Regions from separate parts of the Mus musculus genome. Here region 2 is linked to region 1. A link is a loop called in an ENCODE intact Hi-C map of the cell type or tissue named here. Cell type or tissue: left cerebral cortex. All regions are shown on one strand. Each heading gives the region's core, and the rest is flanking DNA. Links, peaks and the distances in the headings are about the cores only.

Region 1 (9,984 bases), core at 1,377-9,376:
GGGAATCATATACACTGTGGCTTTTTTTTTTTTTTTTTTTTTTTTTTTGGTTTTTCGAGACAGGGTTTCTCTGCATAGCCCTGGCTGTCCTGGAACTCACTTTGTAGACCAGGCTGTCCTCGAACTCAGAAATCCACCTGCCTCTGCCTCCCGAGGGCTGGGATTAAAGGTGTGCGCCACCATGCCCGGCTCACGGTAGCTTTTTTCACTTAGCACCATACACTTAAGATTTATTCATGTTGAGAGGTCTGCCCGCAGTGGGCACCACTATGATGTGTTGGAGAGATTGGGAAAGAGAAGTGGAATAGTTTGTGTACTATGAAGAGAGACAGAACTGGGGGTGAGAGGATGGAGAGGAGTAGCCTGATGTGAGTAGCCAGTCTGCCACCTGAAGTCATGGTAAGGTCCCAGCCCATGTTGCTGCTAAGGGCCATGCAGCAGCAGGGGTCTGTGTCAATGCCCGTGACTCATGCAACCACCAAACACCATGCAGATGTCCCTGGTCTAGGCTTCCTCTTGGGAGCATGTTGATGTCCAAGGGCTGTGCAGAGCTGGCATGAGAGCAGGAGCTGGCCCTGCCCCCTGCCAGCTGCAGCATTGGGTGAGTTAGCTAGGACAGGGCGGGAGATTGCCCCAGTGGTATGGGTGCAGGAGAGCTGGCGGGCTAACATAGCCACCACCCAGGCCCAGATCCAGAGCTATGAGTTGACTCATCCCAACATCTACCCCATCTGTGAACTGCATGTGAAAGAGCTGGTCCTGCAGACCCAAAGCTGCAGGACCTCCATGACACACAGCAACAACAGCATATCCAAGAGGAGTCCCATTGAGGATCCAGTGTTGAAAGTGTAGTGTAAGGCAGACAGAGGCAGACCCAGTGACTCATTGCAATGAACATTTGCAAGTGAAGGTGTGTGGACAAAAAGGGTGCACTGTGGGGCACACTGTGACGCACTACAGCTCCCATAGTGAGGTGTCTTTGGGTTTTATTTTTTATTTTCTTTTTGTGGGTGAGGTTGCAAGGGCAGAGGGCAAAGGGATGGGGAGATGAGTGGGATTGGGATGCCTGCTGTGAAATTCACACAAAAAAATTATAAAAAGTGAAAGAAAAAAAAAGATTTATCTTTAAAAAATGGGACAGTAGGGCCTTCAAAGATGGAATGAAACATCATGGTACTACGACTAAGTCTACTGTGTCTGGGGCAGGCAGGGAGAAGCTTACATACAGATATTAAAGACACATAGGAAGAGAAAGGATGAAAACTTCATTTTTGTCATTAAAGTAACTCTCCACATGCAGAGAGACCCAGTGAAATGTACTACCTAGGGGAATCATCTGGAGGTTATCTGATAAAATGAAGTATGTTGTATCCTGTAGTCTGTCCCGGGAGGGGGGGGGGTCTCATAATAAAAAAGAGTTACAGTTCAAAAAAAAAAGATTTATCTACGTCATTGTGTGGAGAGATGACTCAGCAGTTGAGCACTCACTGATCTTCTAGAGGACCCAGGCTCTCTCCCCAGAACCCACATGGAGGCTCACTCTCCTTGGCCACAGAGGGCATTAGACATGCACAGACATACACAGAGGCAAAACACCAATACATATAAAATAATAATTAAAATAAAAAGTATTTTATCTATGATATATTATGCTAGATACATGATTTCTATCTGTTGCTGAGTAAAATTCCATTATATGGAGATTGCACGGTTAATTGATGAGGTGTATTTGGATGGTGCATCTGTTGTACGGGTACACCACAGCTAATTCATCTAGATACCTATTTTCTTTTCCTTTTGAAATAGAGTCTTTCTATGTAGTTCTGGCTGTCCTGGAACTTTCTGTGTAGACCAGATGGCCTTGAATTCCAAGTTCTGCCTGCCTCACGTTTCAAGTGCTGGGATGAACTGCAGGATCCAGGACACTCACCTGTTCCTGTTCACCCATTGAAGTGTATTATAGTTTGTAAATTACTTTTTAAAAAACAGATGTGGGGCTGGTGAGATGGCTCAGTGGGTAAGAGCACCCGACTGCTCTTTCGAAGGTCCAGAGTTCAAATCCCAGCAACCACATGGTGGCTCACAACCATCTGTAACAAGATCTGACGCCCTCTCCTCAGAGTGTCTGAAGACGGCTACAGTGTACTTACATATAATAAATAAATAAATCTTTAAAAAAAAACAGATGTATTTATTTATCATATGTAACTACACTGTAGCCGTCTTCAGACACACCAGAAGAGGGCATCAGATCTCATTACAGATGGTTGTGAGCCACATGTGGTTGCTGGGATTTGAACTCAGGACCTCTGGAAGAGCACCCAGTGCTCTTAACTGCTGAGCCATCTCTCCAGCCCTGTAAATTACTTTTGAGACAAAGTCTGGCTAGGTAACCCAGCCTGACATCAAACTCATGGCTATGGTCCTCAGTCTCTCACTGAGCTCTGGGGCTACAGAAGTATACCAAGCTTGAATCTTCCCCAAAGAGCCACACGTGGAAGGTTTGGTTCCCCCAGTTCACGGCACTTCTTACTAGGAGGACAGAAGCTCTAGGATGTGGGACCTTCTAAGGCAAGGTCACTGGGCAACTGTTCTTGCAGGGGACAATTCCTGGACAACTCAGGTCCTGGACCGTCCTCTTCTTCTTTTCTCATGTGCCATGAGAGTTTCATAGCATGGATTGAACAAATATCCTCTGACATAGGCTCCAACCAGAGTGGAACAACCATGAGCTGAAACCTGAAGCCATGACACTCACTAAGCTTTCCTTTGGACAGCTGTCTGAGGTGTCCTGTCATGGGAGTGGAACACTGACTAATATAAAATACATCTGCACTGTTGCAGGTCATAAAACTGCCATAAACCGCCGCACAATCCTGCTTTGCAGACAGACATCTTCCTATCAGTTGCTCAACACCCATTTTCTGGGTCATTGTGGTAAGACTATGATTTGGGAAGGAGCTGCTGGGGTATCTTCTGCAGTGGCTGCACCATGTTGCCTCCCCACCAAATGAGCAGAAGAGTTCATACCACCGATGCCTCTGTCAGCCGCTGGTGAGGGTCAGTTACCTTAACGAGGTGTAGAGGCATCTCTCTGCTTGTGAATCCATTCAGTTGTTCAACACTCTAGTGTGAAACTTTACAAACATAAAGTGGGCGGTGAGCCTCGCCTTTAACAGCTGAGCTGTCTCTTCAGCCCTAAAACTTTACAAACATAACGTGGGGAGAAATATACAGAAATACAAATTGGAGCCAGCAAAATGGCTCAGTGGGTAATGGGGCTTGCTACCAAACTTGACGACCTGAGTTTGTTTTCTGGGACCCACACAGCAGAAGAATCAAACAACCACCCGAGTCCTCTATGCTGTCTTCCAATCACTACACATACACCATGGCACATGCAGTCACACACAGAGCCCAATGACACACATGATAAAAAACAAAAAACCAAAAAAATCCAAAACACAAAAACCAAAAATATAACAAAAAAGTTTTTGTTTTGTTTTGTTTTCTAAATTTGAAAGGGAGATAGCTCAGTGGTCAGGAGTGCCTACCACTCCAGAGGCCCTGAGTTCAATCCCCAGCAGCCATGTCGGGTGGCTCACAACTGCCTGGAGCTCCAACTCCAGGGAGTGTGTCATCCTCTTAGGAACTCCTCAGGTACCTGCCCTGCCCTGCACATACCACTCAGACACACAGACATGCACATAATTAAAAATAGAACACTTTGTTTTAAAGTAAAGGAAAAGCAATGTCAGCTATTCACATAAAGTTACAGATGGCTGTTGACTATCAGCCTGTGAGGTGAACGTAGTCTGTGGGTCTCACTTCCTAGCCTTTGATCTGGAGGACGCCATACCGGAAGGTCCCCTAATTGCACAGAGAAGCCAGGTGACTCACACTGTGAGCCAAGCTTGAGAGGCAGAGGCAAGAGCGCTCCTGCGAGTTCTGCTTAGCTGGAGCTGTAGAGCAAAATCGCGTCTCAGAACCAAACCTACACAAACCCCAGGGGCTGGGCTGAGTGCTTAGTCTGCAAGCACTAAGATCTGAGTTTGAGTCCCTAGTTGAATACCGATGTAAAAAAAGCCAGGCATAGTTGAGTGATCCTGTGACCCCAAAATTTAGGGGGTAGAGTTGGGGCTCCCTGGCCAGCCAGGCTAGCTGAAATGTGAGTTTCTGGTTCAATGGCATACGCCAACTCAAGGCAGAGGGGCAAACAGCAGTAGATGAGAACACCGGATACTCTCTTCTCTGGTCTTCTCACTCCTCAGTCATTCACATGGACTTGCACCCACACATTCCCACACATGTAACACACACACACACACACACACACACACACACACACTGAGGCTGGGGAAGGGTTCCCCTGACAAACAGGCCAAGAGGCCTTTGCCAGCTTCCCCCGAGTGATCAGAGTCTGGTCTTTAGTAGGCAGGCTGCAGCTGTCTGCTCTAACCTCCTTCAGGACACACCCTGTTCCTCAGGGAGGATCCACTCTGGAAAGAAGAGGAACATCTAGATCGCTTCAGTGTGTTCAGCCCACTCTCACCTCCCCAGATGTTCAGAGCTGGATGCCGGTGTGTTCCCTTAAGCTCACATGTGCACCCCTACTTCCCCCTGTGGCTGAATCTGGAGGTAGGTCCCTAAGGAAAAAGTGAAAATTAAAGGTCAAAGGACAGGGCCCTTATGTAGAAACACTGTGTGAGGCCGGGAAGAAAGCCCACAGCAGGGACCCAGGACGCTGGTACTCCAACCTCAGACTTTTAGCCCCTAAGCTGTGCAAAAATAATCTCAATTTAAACTATTCAGTCCATGGTGTTTTGTTTCCTTTGGATATTACTCAACCCCAAGCAATGAACATATGGAGCAAGGGAGAAAGCAGGAAGGCTTAAGGCTGAAAGGAGGGGAACTGAGACATTCCTGAACGGAGTGTTTTACAGTAGCTCCTCTTCACACACTCCCACCCACCTACTGGAGTCTTTCCCACCATGCAGTCCTGCTGGCACACATGGGGGTTGTCTTGGGTGACCTGACCGGGGCACTTTTATTTTTGTTTATTTGGGATAGGCTGGTGTTGAGTTCTTGATCCTCCAGCCTCCTTGAGGTTACACACTCTCACCGCCATCCCAGGGCCTTAATTGTGAATTAGAGAATTCTAAAAAGGCATGATTAAATGCCAGGTTTTGTTTTTTTTGTTTGTTTGTTTGTTTTTTTGTTTTTAATTTGAGATTTGTTTGGGTTTTTTTTAAAGATTTATTTACTTTATATATCTTGAGAACACTGTAGCTGTCCTCAGACACACCAGAAGAGGGCACTGGATCCCACTACAGATGGTTGTGAGCCACCATGTGGTTGCTAGGAATTGAACTCAAAACTTTTGGAAGAGCAGTCAGTCTTAACCACTGAACTATCTCTTCAGCCTTTTGGTTTGTTTTTTAATAGTCTTTTAAAAGGAGATTTATGGGCTGGAGAGATGGCTCAGCGGTTAAGAGCACTGATTGCTCTTCCAGAGGTCCCGAGTTCAAATCCCAGCAACCACATGGTGGCTCACAACCATCTGTAACAAGACCTGATTCCCTCTCCTGGTGTCTGAAGACAGCTACAGTGTACTTACATATAATAAATAAAATAAGTCTTTAAAAAAAAAAACAGGGAGATTTATTTAGCTGGGAGTGGTAGTGCATGCCTTCAATCAAAGCATTCAGGAAGAAGAGAGAGGATCTCTGTGAGTTTAAGGCCAGCCTGGCCTACATATTGAGTTCCAGGTTAGCTAGAGCTAGATAGTGAGACCCTTTCTCAGAAAAAAAAAAAAAAAAAAAGTCTAGGGTGTTTTCTCTGACTGTACGTTTGTGTACTACCTGCTTGCTAGGTGCCCACTGAGAACAGAAAGAGATATTGGGCCCCCTGGAAATGCAGTTACAGATGGTTCTGAGGCACTTTATGTAAATGCTTAGAATTCTAACCTGGGTCCTCTGGAGGAGCAGCCTGTCCTCTTACCTGCTAAGCCATCTCTGCAGTCGCTTTTTTAAAAAGTGAGTTGAGGGCTAAAGCAGCAGTTCTGCAGACATATATGCAGACAAAACACTCGTATACATAAAATAGTTTTATTTTAATTTTAAAGTGAATTGATTTCAAGGAAATAGGAACTAGATGGCCAGACCCAGGTGGGAGTTTCATTAATGACGTCAGAACAATAATCAACCATGCTTCAACCCATATGGGGCTGGCTCTCATCTCTATTTCTCTACCCACTTCCAAGTTTACTTTCCAGGTATTACTGTCTTCATGTTTCATGAGAAAACGGAAACCTATTAGGGCAAGAAACTGGCGTGTGACTGTAATCCTTTAGCATTTCCGAGACAAGAGCATCAGGAATTCAAGGTCACCCTCCCCTACCCGGAGAGTTCGAGTTCTGACTGGGCTACTTGAGACCTTGTCTCAATCTCATCCCACCCGCCAAAAAGAGTCCAGGAGGAAACCATTAATGAGGTGTTGAGATTCCAGCCAAGGGTCTTGACCAGGGTCCTGACTTGACCTAACGCAATTCTTGATCTATGATGCTCTATCATTGTCTGTGGAGAGAGTAGGGGACTTAGGGTTCAGTGTCGAGCAGCGTCGTTGGCTGCCTTGGACCCACCTGCCTAGACCGAAGATTCAAACCAATCCAGAGAAGGAGCTTGGTAATGACTTTGGTGAGGGAACCGTTGCCATGGGAACAAATACAGGCCTGAGGCGCGCACATGCGCACAGCCGAAGGGGGGGGGACACGGAACCAGTGAAAGGTGACGTAAAACGCTCGGGGTAGGGCGGAGTGCTCACACTGTGGGAGCCGTGGCCTTGGGAGTTCTGAGCGGAGGGAAGTCGCGAAGCGGTGAGGACGAAGTGTGTTCGGCGGCCCGCCACACACCACCGGAGCAAACCGCGGGGACCAGACTGGCCCGCTGCCGAGGCCCCGCCTCTTGGACCTCGGGACTAATCGGATTGAAAGCGCGCCGGCCCCGGGCCCCGAACTCGCCAATTGAGGAGGACGACTGTCACCGCCCAATCCGGGGCAGACAGGTGCGAGGTCCGGAAGGTGGAGGCCAATCGGCAGCGGTTGCGCCCTGCGGGGGCAAGATTCAGCCAATGAGGAGGCTCGAGTGACAGCTGAGCGCGCCAATCGAGAGTGAGGACCGATCGTGCCCGCCCACCCTTCCGGCCGGAGCTCTATTTACCAGGGGCGTGCAGCTCGCTTGCCAATCAGAGTGCGGCTGAGCTGCCGGACAGCCAACCCCAGAGGAGCGGCCGGCTGGCGGCCGCCGCACTGAGGAGTTGGGATGTCCTACAAACCTATCGCGCCCGCCCCCAGCAGTACCCCGGGCTCCAGCACCCCCGGGCCAGGCACCCCGGTCCCTACAGGTGAGGCTCCAACTCCATCCTTGTTCGCCTTGTCCGGGCAGTCGAGGTCTTGGAGAGAAACCGCTCGAGTTTTGCAATCCGGGGCCTGCTAGACGAGCCTGGCTCAGCCTCAGTTTGCTGGCCTGAGAAGTGGGCGTGGTCACGTAGAGCTTGTAGGTGGAGCGCAGGGGGGAGGAGTGTGTCTCCGAAGTTGTTCAGAGTGGAATGAAGAAGCATGCCGTTGGAGGTTAGTCAAGGGAACAGTCCTGGGCTTGGAAATCTGTGACGAGGCCCTTGTCACACTCTGACCTCTTGCTGGTGTCGTTGCAGCCGGGAGTGTCCCATCGCCATCGGGCTCAGTGCCAGGAGCTGCCGCACCTTTCAGACCGCTGTTTAACGACTTTGGTCCGCCCTCCATGGGGTATGTACAGGTGAGTGTGGCCAAGAGCTTGCTTATGGCTGAGGACAGGAGATCCCCTCGGGGTCTGAGATCACGTCTGTATTTTCTTTTGACACAGGCGATGAAGCCACCTGGTTCCCAGGGCTCTCAGAGCACCTACACGGACCTGCTGTCTGTCATAGAGGAGATGGGCAAAGAGATCCGGCCCACCTATGCTGGTAGCAAGAGTGCCATGGAGCGCCTGAAGAGAGGTAAGTGAAGCCACAGGCCTGCCCTTGCTCTGCCCAGGACACAGACACTGAACTTTAAGACAGTTCAGTAAGGATGGAGGATATCTAGAGTCAGGACAGGACATTTGGGCCAGCCTCGATTGGAACAGAACGTGTACCTAAGGAGGGGTTTTAAATGAACTTTTCCATTTTCAAATGAGTCTGTTTCCAAGAAGGTGCCTGGGAACTCGGATTAGCCAACCCTTAATCCCATCCATCCTCATTAGATTAGAGGTGCTCTTGCTGAACCATGGAGCGGTGGGGGAGTGTCTGCTCTGAAGGGTGGCTGTGGACTGTTTCTGGGGCCCTGTTTATTACTTCCCCATCCTCACCGCACCCCAGGCATCATCCACGCTCGGGCACTAGTCAGAGAGTGCTTGGCAGAGACAGAACGCAATGCCCGCACGTAACAGGAAGCACCTTGACCTCCTCGCCGGGACCTTTCTGGCCACTGCAGAGCGCCTGCTTCTCCCTGGCCTTCGCGCCCCAAGTTGCTTCCTATCCTGGGCTTCCTGTCCTGTGTCCCTTAGTGGGCACCCTCCAGGAACCAGGTAGCAGATCTTCGTCCAGTTGGCTGTACAAACTGGTCTCCTCCCTCTGTGGGAGTGCTGGGAGGCCACTGGGAGTCCCTTCCATGACCTGCTCACAGTGCTGATCTGACGGGAGCTTGCTCCTCTCTGTGGCCCCACCACACAGCACTTACTCCTTAACTCTTAGCCCAGGCCACCTCCTGCCTCTTCAACAGGAGTGCAGAAGACCTTCCTGCCTCATCTCTGGGGCCACAGCCGACTCTTTTTTTGGTGTGTCTTTTACTAAATATGTCCTTTTTGTATAAATAAAAGATGCTTTGGAGTCATTCTCTCAGCCTTTCTGTGTGTGGTTCCTCTGGGGAAGCCTGAGTGGGCAGAGGGGAAGGGCAGAGCAGGAACTGGGAAGGGCGCTTGAACCGAGCTTTGCCTTCCCATCTTGTCCATTGCTACCTCCAGCTCTGCGCCTTGCAGCTGAAGGCCAGACAGAACACCAATGATGTCTGCATAAGGAGGTGCCACCAGGGGGCAGCGTAGGGCTTGGCTGCCTTCACAGCTGGAGGCACTATTGGACAGCCGGAGCCTAAAGGGCCCTTCCTGTAGATTGGCAGGCATGCCTGGCAGGGTGGAAATACCAGTTCACTTAAGCCTCTCCCGTGAACGTCCTAATGCCCCTACACCAGCTCCGCTTTAAAACCATCCTTGGAAGGCTCTAAATACACCGGGTCCCTGACTCCTAAGGGAGGCAGTTAGAGGCTCCTTCCCCCCCACCCCCAGCACCTTGGCTTGATGCTGCTATCCACTGTCCTGACAACTTCCACAAGGCTGGGTGTGGCTCCATGAGCCAGCCCCGGGTGTCTCGGCCTTTGTACAGAGTCGGAGCAGTTAGATGGGTGTCCAAATTTGAGAACCTAGCAAACATAGTAGGGAAGGACTTGGGCTTCATTAAGGGGATGGCCTCTACCTGGGCATGTAGCTAAGTAACCGTGAAATGCCAACCTAGGCAGAGGCAATTGAGAACTTCCAAATTCTGGCTAACTTTGGGGTACAACATTTCCTCTAACCTGGGCTCCCCCTAGGTCAAATCCCACCTCTTCAAAGCACACAGGAGGGCTGCCCTGACTGGGCCTGGGTGGGAAATGAAACCAAGAATTCTTGGGGTGTCCAGACAGCACAGAAATAAAGAACTGGAATTTGGGGCCCGGCCTCTTCCCCGTCTGTCTTGGAGAAGGAAAGCAGGGGCCAGCCTTGCTGCGCCGCGGGCGGGGCTGCCCCGACCCTGCCGGGGTGGGGAGGACCAGCCGGGCCCAGGAAAGGGGCGGGGCAGCTGCAGTGACGCGGCGGGGAGGGACAGCAGGGGCGCCGGCGGGCAGACCGGGAAAAAGGTCGGGGCTATGGGCCGGCTCCG
Region 2 (9,984 bases), core at 1,073-9,072, 47 kb before region 1:
CTCTTTCCCTACTCAGTTACTTCAAAGGAGCAGAAGTCAACTTCTCATTTTGAACTGAAATTCATGCAGAAACATTTTCCACGCCCAACCCTGCCCCTAGCCCCTCCCCAGGCTTTGACTCTGTGCCCTGTGGATCATAAAATACTGACCATTCCCCTTTCCCACAGCACAGTCCTGGCCTTTCTGCCCCTTCTATAGAGCACAGACATGTGTGGGGGCTAAGGGACTACTGGATTCCCAGTCCCTATTGGACCCCAGGCTGAGCCTGCCCTTTCTTATTGTGTTCATCTACTCCCCTCTCAGTTCCTGGCTGTATCTGGGATGCATCTGCATCCGTAGAACCTGGGACAGGTGTATATGCATGCACTGTAGCGTCACATTCTCAACTACTGTCAGCTCCCTCAGGCCCCAGTTTTCATCACTGAGGTTCTGGGCCTGTTGGGAGCTATTAAGACAACTCTTGATCTCTGAATTGGGCCTCTCCCCCGAGAAGAAAAGGGAGTCAAAAGCGGGCCACCACACACCGATTCTGAGAACAACCACAGAATGTTCCAGCCCTAAGTCATCACAGATGTCCCGACCAAACCCTGATACCACCAAGTTCCTGCTTCCCTGTGTAACTGCCTAAAAAATGTGCAAATTCTATTGCCCCCAGCCCCCCACTGATAAGTACTTCTCCTTTTGCTTGTATTGCCCCACCCCTCCTGCTGATAAGTATCTGTACTTCCCCTTTTGCTTGTGCATTTAAGCCTTGGGCCTTTCTCAATGCAGTGGGGTCTTGATGCAATTCAGAAGGTTTCCTTGTCATTATTCGCACAAGACCCTCGTCTCTCTCTACCCTCCCCCCCAATTTGGTTCTTAGGAGAAGGTCCCCTCAAGACCCTCGAAAAACTGGACCTGCTGGACGGGTCATGGGCCCTTCTTGTGTTCTTGAATTTTTTTTTTCTTGCCTGGTGGAAACTGCTAGCTCCTAACAGTGGGCTCTGTTTAGACTGCATAAGCTGGCCTTAAACTTGTAGCAACTCCTCTGCCTCAGTCTCTTAAGTGCTGGAACTACAGGTATATCACTGAACCTGTTACTCTGCTCTCAAAGATATAAAGGAAGAAGAAAATCTACACTCTAGCCCTCCCCCTCCCCCAACCCATACTTTGGGTTACTGCCTTATTCAGAGTATCTGGCCCAAGAACTAGAGGACTTTATGTAGTTATAAGTACAGATTTTTGACCTGTAATCCCATCACCTGAGAGACAGAGATAAGACTCCTAGTTAGCTAGTCAGACATGCTGGAATTGGTGATCTTGAGTTTATTTGGGATTCTGCCTCAATTAAAAAAAAAAAAAAAAAGGGCAGAGAGCCATTGAGGAGGGTGCCTGGTGTTGAAAGACCCTCGAGGGGAGACCCTCACTCAGACACTCAAGTCCCGGGACAGCCGCGTACCCAAGAAGACACTGAGACCATACATAAAATGTAGAAGGCAAGATTTAATAAAGCAGCGACATGAAAGCACACAGACCAGAGCTCTGGGGTCGAAATAAAGCAGCAACATGAAAGCACACAGAGCTCTGGGGTCGAAACTCATACACCTTTGCACAGGGTAGAGGAGTCTCGACGACCAGCCAAAATTTTTCACAGGCTTATATAGTAAAACTCAAAGGGGGAGAACTGGGCAGGGAAAGTACAAGTTTACATCACTAGGGAGTTCTGCCAAGGGACAAGGGGTTCTGCCAAAGGATTCTACGTAACTAAGGAGTACCTGGTTCATTTTGAGGTTGTTTCAGGAGGCCTTTATCTCAAAAATGTTCTTGGTCGAACTTTAGGGTGAGGAGTTTTGGGGTGAAAAGTTTAGGAGTGTTCCGAGAACAACCTTTAGATGGGAGGGGGTGGGCTCCGAGGTAAAAAGTTCATGTTCTCACAAGAGGCCAGTAATTTTTCATTCTTCAGTGTCAACTTCAGACCTCCACACACAGGTGTGCGCGTGTGAACATGCATTCATATACATGCAAACACACACATGTGCAAAAAGAGAACTGAGCTGGGCTGAGCTGAGTAAGATTATGTATGACTAGAATCCCAGCCCTCTGGAGGCTGAGGCGGGAGGATTGTGACTGCAAAGGAAACCCGACCTGAAGACTGAGGTACTGTCTAAAAATTACTTCCTAAAATCCTGGGGAGGAGGCCAGAGACTCTTCTGTTCCCACCAACGGTATGGAAGGAATCCCTGCATCTTCTCACCTGGAAGGAATCCAATCCCAGGGAGAGATGAACTCCAGTTCCACAGAGTGTGGTTTTCATGCCTGTGACACTCCAAAATACAGGAAACTGCCAGGAGGAAGCAGAAGGTGTGGCCCTGGGCCAGAGGCGGGCCAGCTTCCCTGGGCAAAAGGATGGGATATGTATGTTTGCGAGGGTTTTGTTGCTGAATCATAGTGACTTGACTAGATTGCTACAATTTATCCATTTACCAGCTGGGGCGCAGCTGAGCTCACAGGGATGATGGATTCAGCTGCCCGACGGGATTGCATATTAGTTGGGTAAACAGTAGAGCTCACGCTACGTGTGTAGTAGAGAGACAGCTGAGTCATGCCGGAAGAACACATTTCACTTGCTAAGATGCTGCCAAGGTAGCTGGAATGTTTTCCGCTTCCACCAGCATTGTGGAAGAACTCCTCCAACCTCCCCAGCGCGAAGCAACGAAGCAGCAGCAACAACTGCAGCTTTCTTTCGCCTTGCCATCCAAATGGATGTGGTGCTGCTCAGTGGTAGAGGGCTTGCCTTTTTTTTTTTTTTGCCTGAGGACTGAGCTTTGATTTCCAGCTGGACATTTTGTCGTGTTCTGTCTTGGTTGTGTTAACTTAGTTTCTTGTGTTGAGTTTCTTTTCCTGAGCTTTTTTGCACATGGGTACATTGTCTCTGTTTAAGTACCATTTCCTATCTTCTGCATAGCTGTCTGTGCTGTACCACCTTTAATCTCGGCAGTCAGGAGACAGAGATAGCCGACCTCTGTTTATCTTTTTCCAACAGTCTTCAACAGTCTCCAACAAATGTTTTACTCACCATTTTATTCTACAGTTTAAGTTGTTTTACACACACACACACACACACACACACTCATACAATTGTTCATGGGCCCTGCCAACTCTATCAAAGGCTGACCTCAAACCCTCCACATATTGGAAAATGACCTTGAACTTCTGATCCTCCTACTTCTACCTCCTTAGTGCTGGAGATGCAGGTGTGTCCCACCACACCCAGTTTCTATGGCGCTGGGGGTGGAACTCTGAACTTTGTGCCTGTTAAGCACACATTCTGCAAACTGAGCTACACGCCCAGCCTGATTTATCTGTATTTAAGACACGGTCTTGGGAAAAGTGAAGAACGAAATTCAAGTGAGCGGCAACCTGGAAGAAGGAACTGAGAGAGAGACAAGTCTGAGCCTGCCCTACTTTGATGAATCTGCCGGGTCATCAGTGAGCAGTTACTGGCGCTAACAAAGAACTTCAAGAACGAGGAGAGTCCTAAGGAGGAGACTGGGCCTTGGCTGACAAACTCAAACTGACAAAAGGATAGGATTATCCAGTGTTAGGATTTGGTTCTTCTATAAAAGGCAGGAGATGAAGCTGAAGTGGTTGGCTGAGGCCCACAATTATTGGAAAATATGTAGCTGCCATTTGACACCAAGAGGGACCACCAGGCAGAACCCCAAGGAGCCCTCTCAAAATGACCCTGGACATCCCGAAGCTTTGGAAGCCTCAAAGAGTCTCATGCTCTTCCTGGTACCAAAGCAGAGATGGCATGTCACAGGATTTCTGACTCCTTGAAGTTGGGGCAGGGGTCTGTTGGGTTTTATGTCTCTAGGCAGTACATGAATAATAGAGCTTGCATCCATAGAAACTAAAATGACTACTTTAAAAGAAAAGAAGAAGAAGAAGGAGGAGGAGGAGGAGGAGGAGGAGGAGGAGGAGGCAGGGCCTTGGGACTAACTCAGGTTAGTCTGAGGCTCCTGAGCTGTCGCCATCCTCCTGTCTCAGCGTCCCATGGAGCTAGAACTTTAAGTGTCGTTTACTGCAACCACCAGCTTTTTATATTTTCATCTTTCAGTTTTATATGGTATGTGAATCTGTTATTTACTGTTTCAACGTTGAGAAAATCACTTATTTATTTATTGTGTCATGCAAGGGAGTGTCACATCATGCTTGGTGGCAATGCCTTTATCTGCTGAGCCATCTTGCTAGCCCACTCTTTATTCTATTTTACACTCCTAACTGTCCTTTTTGTGCTTCTGTATTTCCACAATGTGCGTCCTCTGTGTGTACTTGGCTCTGCAGAAGGCTGTTGCAGTTGATGCAACGGGAACTTGTGAGACACTTGCGCCCCCTGGTGGACTTGATCAGTCTATTGTTTTACTTTGCCAAACTAGGATTTATTAAAACTCTGGTTTTAGTTGCCAACCTTAGTGGCTTCAAGGAGCTGAATCCCAGGGAAATGAGATGACAGCCAATCTCTTGTCACCCGCAAGCAGATCCTGAGATGAGAGGCTCTCCTCAAGACCCTTGGGGCAGGAAGGACTTCCAGACTCTAATATGTCAGTCTTAGAGCATTTGAGGAGAAAGCATGGATAGGAGAAATTCCCTCTTCCCCCAGCACCTCTCTCCAGCACAGTCTGCAGCCATCTGACCGGGAATGCCCGCAGCTGCATTAGGTCAGTAAGTGACAGTGTGACAGCAACGACAGTCCTTCCTCAACCATGGGGGACCAGTGGTAAGGACTGGGTGACAGTGGTCCCATGGCCTCCCTTTGTCAATACCTTCATGCACTCTCAGTCTCAAACTTCACATCTACACACACACACACACACACACACACACACACACACACACACACACACACGTCAACCACCTGTCTCTTAGAAGTATGTCTGCTCAACAACCCCTAACCTCTTGTTTTTGTTTTAATTTTGATTTATCTTATGTTACATGCACGAGTGTTTTGCGTGCATGTATGTGCATCACATGCACCATGGTGCTCTTAGAGGTAAGAAGAGAGCATCAGATCCCCTGGAACTGGATGTATGGATGCTGTGACCACTATGTGAGTGCTGGACACTGTACCCGGGTCTCTGAAAGACCTTCTAACCACTGAGCCGTCTCTCCAGCTTTTTTTTTTCTCATTTTTTTCCCCCCTGAAACAACTTCTCTCTGCAATTTGCTAGTGGAGTTGAGGTTAGTGTGTGCTAGGTCACCACAGAATGTGAAGGCTTGGACTGAAGAGATGGCTTAGTGGTTAATAAGAGTAGTGACTTGAGCTGGAGAGATGGCTCAGCGGCTAAGAGCACTGGCTGCTCTTCCAGAGGTCCTGAGTTCAATTCCCAGTAACCACATGGTGGCTCACAACCATCTGTAATGGGATCCGATGCCCTCTTCCGGCGTGTCTGAAGACAGCTACTCATAGACAATAAATAAATAAATAAATCTTTAAAAAAAAAAAAAAAAGAGTACTGACTGCTCTTCCAGAGGTCCTGAGTTCAATTCTGAGCACCTACATGGTGGTTCAGGCCCATCTATAAAGGGATCCGATGCCCTCTTCTGGCATGCAGGTGTACATGCAGCAGAGTACTTTCACATAAAATAATAACCAAACCAAACCCCAAATCCAAAACCCAAAAACCAAATTAAAAAAAAAAAGTTTGGGGGCTGGAGAGATGGCTCGGCAGTTAAGAGCACTGGCTGCTCTTCCAGAGGTCCTGAGTTCAAATCCTAGCAACCACATGGTGGCTCACAACCATCCGTATTGGGATCTGATGCCCTCTTCTGGTGTGTCTGAAAAGAGTGTCAATGCACTTACATATGTTAAATAAATAAATTTTTAGAGAGAGAGAAAGAGCTTCCACATGGAGGACCTTGGCCATCACCTGCCTCTGTAGATAAAGTTTTATTGGATCCTTGTTTGTTTTGAGACAGGGTTTCTCTATGTAGCTCTGGCTGTCTCTGTATACCAGGCTGGCCTCCAACTCACAGAGATCTTCCTGTGTCTGCCTCTTGAGTACTGGGACTAAAGGTCCAACAGCTTTTGGGCAACAGCAGCGGTGGGGATGATGAGCCAGAAATTAAACGTGTGCAGTGTGCTGTCCATCCTGTGCCGAAACTCTGCTGACCCCTTATACAGTGTCCTCAAGACACTGAGTCATGAGCACCTCTCAGTGTCATTTGCTTCTCCAGGGTGGTCGCTGTGGAGTGTCCCAGAGCAATGTCCAGCACTTGCCAACATCCCTGCACTGACATCAGGGTCCAGCGGGTGGGAGTTCCAGACACTCCTGCAGTAGACTCAGAGGGTCTCAACAGCTTCAGATACTACCTCATTGCTCGGGACCACAGAGAAAATGCCACCAAGCTGGCTCAATGCCTTTCCACAGACCATGGTCCCTCAGAGTAAGCACTTCTCTCTGTAGGATGACAGGCAATGTGCCAAAGTCATGAAGGCCTCCCAGGCAGCAGAGGCCACTAGGGGAAATCATCGCTTTTTATATACTTTTCTATTTCTTTTTAAATTTATTTATTTTATGTCATTGTCCTCAGACACACCAGAAGAGGGCATCAGATCCCATTACAGATGGTTGTGAGCCACCATATGGCTGCTGGGATTTGAACTCAGGACCTCAGCACCTCAGTCAGTGCTCTTAACCTCTGAGCCATCTCTCCAGCCCCCTATATACTTTTCTGTTACATTTGGTATGAATGTGTGCGTGCATGCGTGCATGCATGTGTGTGTTTATGTGTGCACTCATGCTCATACCACAGTACCTGTGGAGGCAAAAGGATAGTCTGCTGGAGTTGGCTTTCTCACTCTATCTCGTAAGATCCAGAGATAGAATTCACGCCATTAAGCTTGGTAGCAGGTCCCTTTACTCTCTAGCCACCTCGCTAGCCCAGGGTTCTCCAGTCTTACTCTGTACAAATGAGGCTTTGGTGTAGAAGTCTAGCCAGGGAAGCATTCTACCCTGTTCTTCTAGCTTCTCTCACTCATCACCTCCAAGGACATGTTTTAGAGGTGAGGAGAAAGGGAGGGGAGGTGCAAGGCTGAGCAATGAAGGCAGCAAACATTGCCATGGTGTCTGCAGTGACTGGCATTCTGTGAAGTTCACCATAGCATAGAATCCTGACGGAAGTGATCACCTTGACTTTGTAAAGACATCAACGGCAAAGGTTATGGAAGGGCTGAAAAGGGAAGTGCCATCACCGAGGCCTTCACAAAGTAAGAAATTATAAATTAATGTCTGTAGTTTATAACATCAGAAATGAAGATCTCGCTTGCTTTTAAGATAGGGCCCCAAACCAGACTCACAGAGATCTCTGCTTCCTGACAGCTGAGATTAAAGCATGTCTATAAAAATATAAAAATATATAAATAAAAAATTTATCTTTTAATTGTGTATGTGTATGTAAGTGTGTGTCCACATCTATGTATAGGTATGCGCATGTGAGTGCAGTGCCCACAGAGGCCAGAAGAGGGCATCAGATCCCTTAAAGCTGGTTATGAGTGGTTGTGAGCTGCTCCATGTGAGTGCTGAGTACTGAACGCCAGTCTTCTGTTACTGCATTATGTGGTCCTAACTGCTACACTGTCTCTCTTGCCTCGTAGTTTTAGTTCTGTTTGTTAGATTTAATCTTTTTTATCCTGCTTGTGTGTGTGTATTTGCACGGTGTGTGTCTGTGGGTGGCGCACTTGTGAGGATCAGAAGACAACTTTGTAGAGTCAGTTTTCTCCTCTACCTTCTTGTGGGCTCTTGGGATTGAACTTGGGTTGCCAGGCTTGCTCCACAATCCCCCTTACCAACAAAACCACCTTGCCAAACCTGCTTGTGTTTCGGATGTGTGCCTGAGATCAGTCTCAGGGCCTTGGACACGCTAAGTTATTACCCTACTTCTGAACTATAACCAATGATATGATTGCTAGTTTTGGATGCATTGGCTTGTTTGTTTTCATTGTTGTTGTTTTTTTTTTTTTGAGACAGAGTCTATTTACCCTGGGCTGGCCTTGAACTAATGACCCTTCTCTCTCAGCCTCCCATGTCCTAGGACTGCAGGCACGGTTCCCTACCCAGTCCAATTTTGTGTAGTAGTTGTTGTTTTTCAAAACAGGGTTTCTTTTTGTAGCCCTGGCTGTCCTGCAGGATTTTTTTTTTAAGTTGAGAAAACAAGACTCTATAAAGAGGGCAATGTGGTTACTATAATCTCATTTCCAAAATAGAGAAACCGAAAATAGTGCAGTATTCCCTGGGGGAGGTTGGCAGACAGAGACGCTGCTCAGGAAGCAAATCAACACAGACTGCTCCAAGCAGGCAGGTTACAAAACAGTAATAAAGAGTAAACCAGTGCTTCAAAACCCAACCAACCAACCAACCAACCAACCAACCAACCATCCAACCAACTAGCCAGCCAGCCAGCCAGAGTAAACCACTGAAAACCAGCTTAAGAGTTAAAGTGTTGACCACCAGGGGGCGCTGGAGTGCAGAGGCTGAGGCCAAGGGTCGTTCCTATTCACCAGGCCCCCTGAGTATTTTAATGTTTTTGAAGAATGCTAATACTCTGCCAATAGAATTCTGTTGTTTGAGTTTTGCATCTTGCAGGCTCTTATGGCCACAGTTGCCGCTGACAAGCAAAGCTTAGGTCCCTAAAGTGCTTTAATGTGTTTGCCCCAGAACGGGGCATGAGCATTCATTCCGTGTGTTACTCTGCCCCATCTACACCATGCCCCTTGCAGCTACTACAGAGTCAACCAACTTTTTCAGAGTCGTGCCTTTTTTGGCAAGTACATCAATGCGATTGAAATTTTGCTAAACTTCTGTGAGTCATTTCAGTAAATCGATGAACCACTGGAACCCCCAGTTTGGTAGCAAATTTGTCAGGGTACACGAGGTTTAAGCATGCTTTAATCCCACCACTGGGGAGGTGGAGACAGGTGGGTCTCTGTTGAATTGAGGCCAGCCTGATCTACATAGTGATTTCCAGGCTAGCTAGGGCCACAGAGTGAGACTCTGTCAAGGAAAAAAAAAGACAGGAAGCTTGTGACTGAGACAGATCTGACTAAGTCTTTCCCTTGGGGATCTATGCTGGCTTGGGGCAGCTTAGTGTGAGAATGGAGTCGAACTGTGCGCGTAGAGCTAGTGTTGGCCATCTGGTAGTGGAATGGAAAACATGATAATAAGTGAGCTCCCTCAGGTCTGGCCTCAGACATCTGTCTCTGCCTCTTTGAACCCCTAGTACATAGACAGCCCACTCTCTGTCCTAGGCACTGCTGCACCAGCCTGTTACTGAAGATCTAGGTAGGCTAAAATGGAGCTGCCTGGGGCACAGCCCAGGCTCCCTCTCCTCCCACTAGTACCATCTATTCCTGCCTGCTTGGGCTCAGGAAGTGCTGTCTATGACATCCAGACATAGACATATACATAGGACATAGACATGGTCCTCTCTGATCAAAGCTCCTACCTGCCTGTATTCAGGCTCCTCTTAGGAATTTTTTTGTTTTTGCTTTTCTAGAAAGGGTTTCCCTGTGTATCTGTGGCTGACCTGGAACTCGCTCTGTAGACCAGGCTAGCCTTGAATTTAGAGATCCACTTGAGTATGCCTTCCAAGTGCTGAGATTGAAGGAATGTGGGAGATGCTGACCAAAGGTACCATGTTAGCATGACAAATGACAAAGACTGCTTAGAGGCTCAGCATCCCTTTCCCCACTGCTCTGCTGGCAAAACCCTTCCTCTCCCACTCATTTAAGTGATAGAAAGGAGGGGGGGATATAACCACACCAGAGGCAGGTTCTTCCAGAGATGTTTTATCTGTCTGCTTCTGATGGTCTCTGACTCTGTGAGGTCATAATACAAGATCCAACGTCTTCATTCAGTAGCCCAGCATGTCCACAGCATTGTAAAACCTTGGGCTCTGTCCCCAGCACCACAAACACACACACAGATAAACACATAGACACACACA

Evidence for each region. A loop is a pair of places that touch in the nucleus more often than their neighbours do. Peaks named below come from ENCODE experiments on the same cell type or tissue, not always from the same donor. Only the 100,000 strongest peaks of a DNase experiment are listed, where the experiment ranks them.
Region 2: a loop joins it to region 1, with 4 times the contacts of the local background. A loop is called at or near these places in 17 of 42 quality-filtered maps.

The regions. Positions count from the first base shown.
Region 1 is chr19:4,090,107-4,100,090 of GRCm38, forward strand. It overlaps Cdk2ap2 (CDK2-associated protein 2), which reads left to right and starts at 7,245. Exons shown (of 4, transcript NM_026373.4): 1 at 7,245-7,401; 2 at 7,711-7,811; 3 at 7,899-8,031; 4 at 8,392-8,911. The coding sequence starts at 7,320. The coding sequence ends at 8,459. It also overlaps a transcript of Pitpnm1 not described here. In left cerebral cortex, for the core only: CTCF peaks have their summits at 5,307 (motif pointing right), 7,223, 7,424 and 9,104 (motif pointing right); DNase peaks (open chromatin) are centred at 4,875, 6,774, 7,106, 7,511 and 1 more place; H3K4me3 peaks cover 1,900 bases; H3K27ac peaks cover 2,078 bases.
Region 2 is chr19:4,043,691-4,053,674 of GRCm38, forward strand. No RefSeq gene overlaps it. Among named protein-coding and RNA genes, the nearest start is that of Gstp2, 6.5 kb to the left of the region's middle. In left cerebral cortex, for the core only: CTCF peaks have their summits at 2,489, 4,365 (motif pointing left), 5,602 (motif pointing left), 8,515 (motif pointing right) and 1 weaker place; DNase peaks (open chromatin) are centred at 2,518, 4,361, 8,315 and 8,446; H3K27ac peaks cover 949 bases.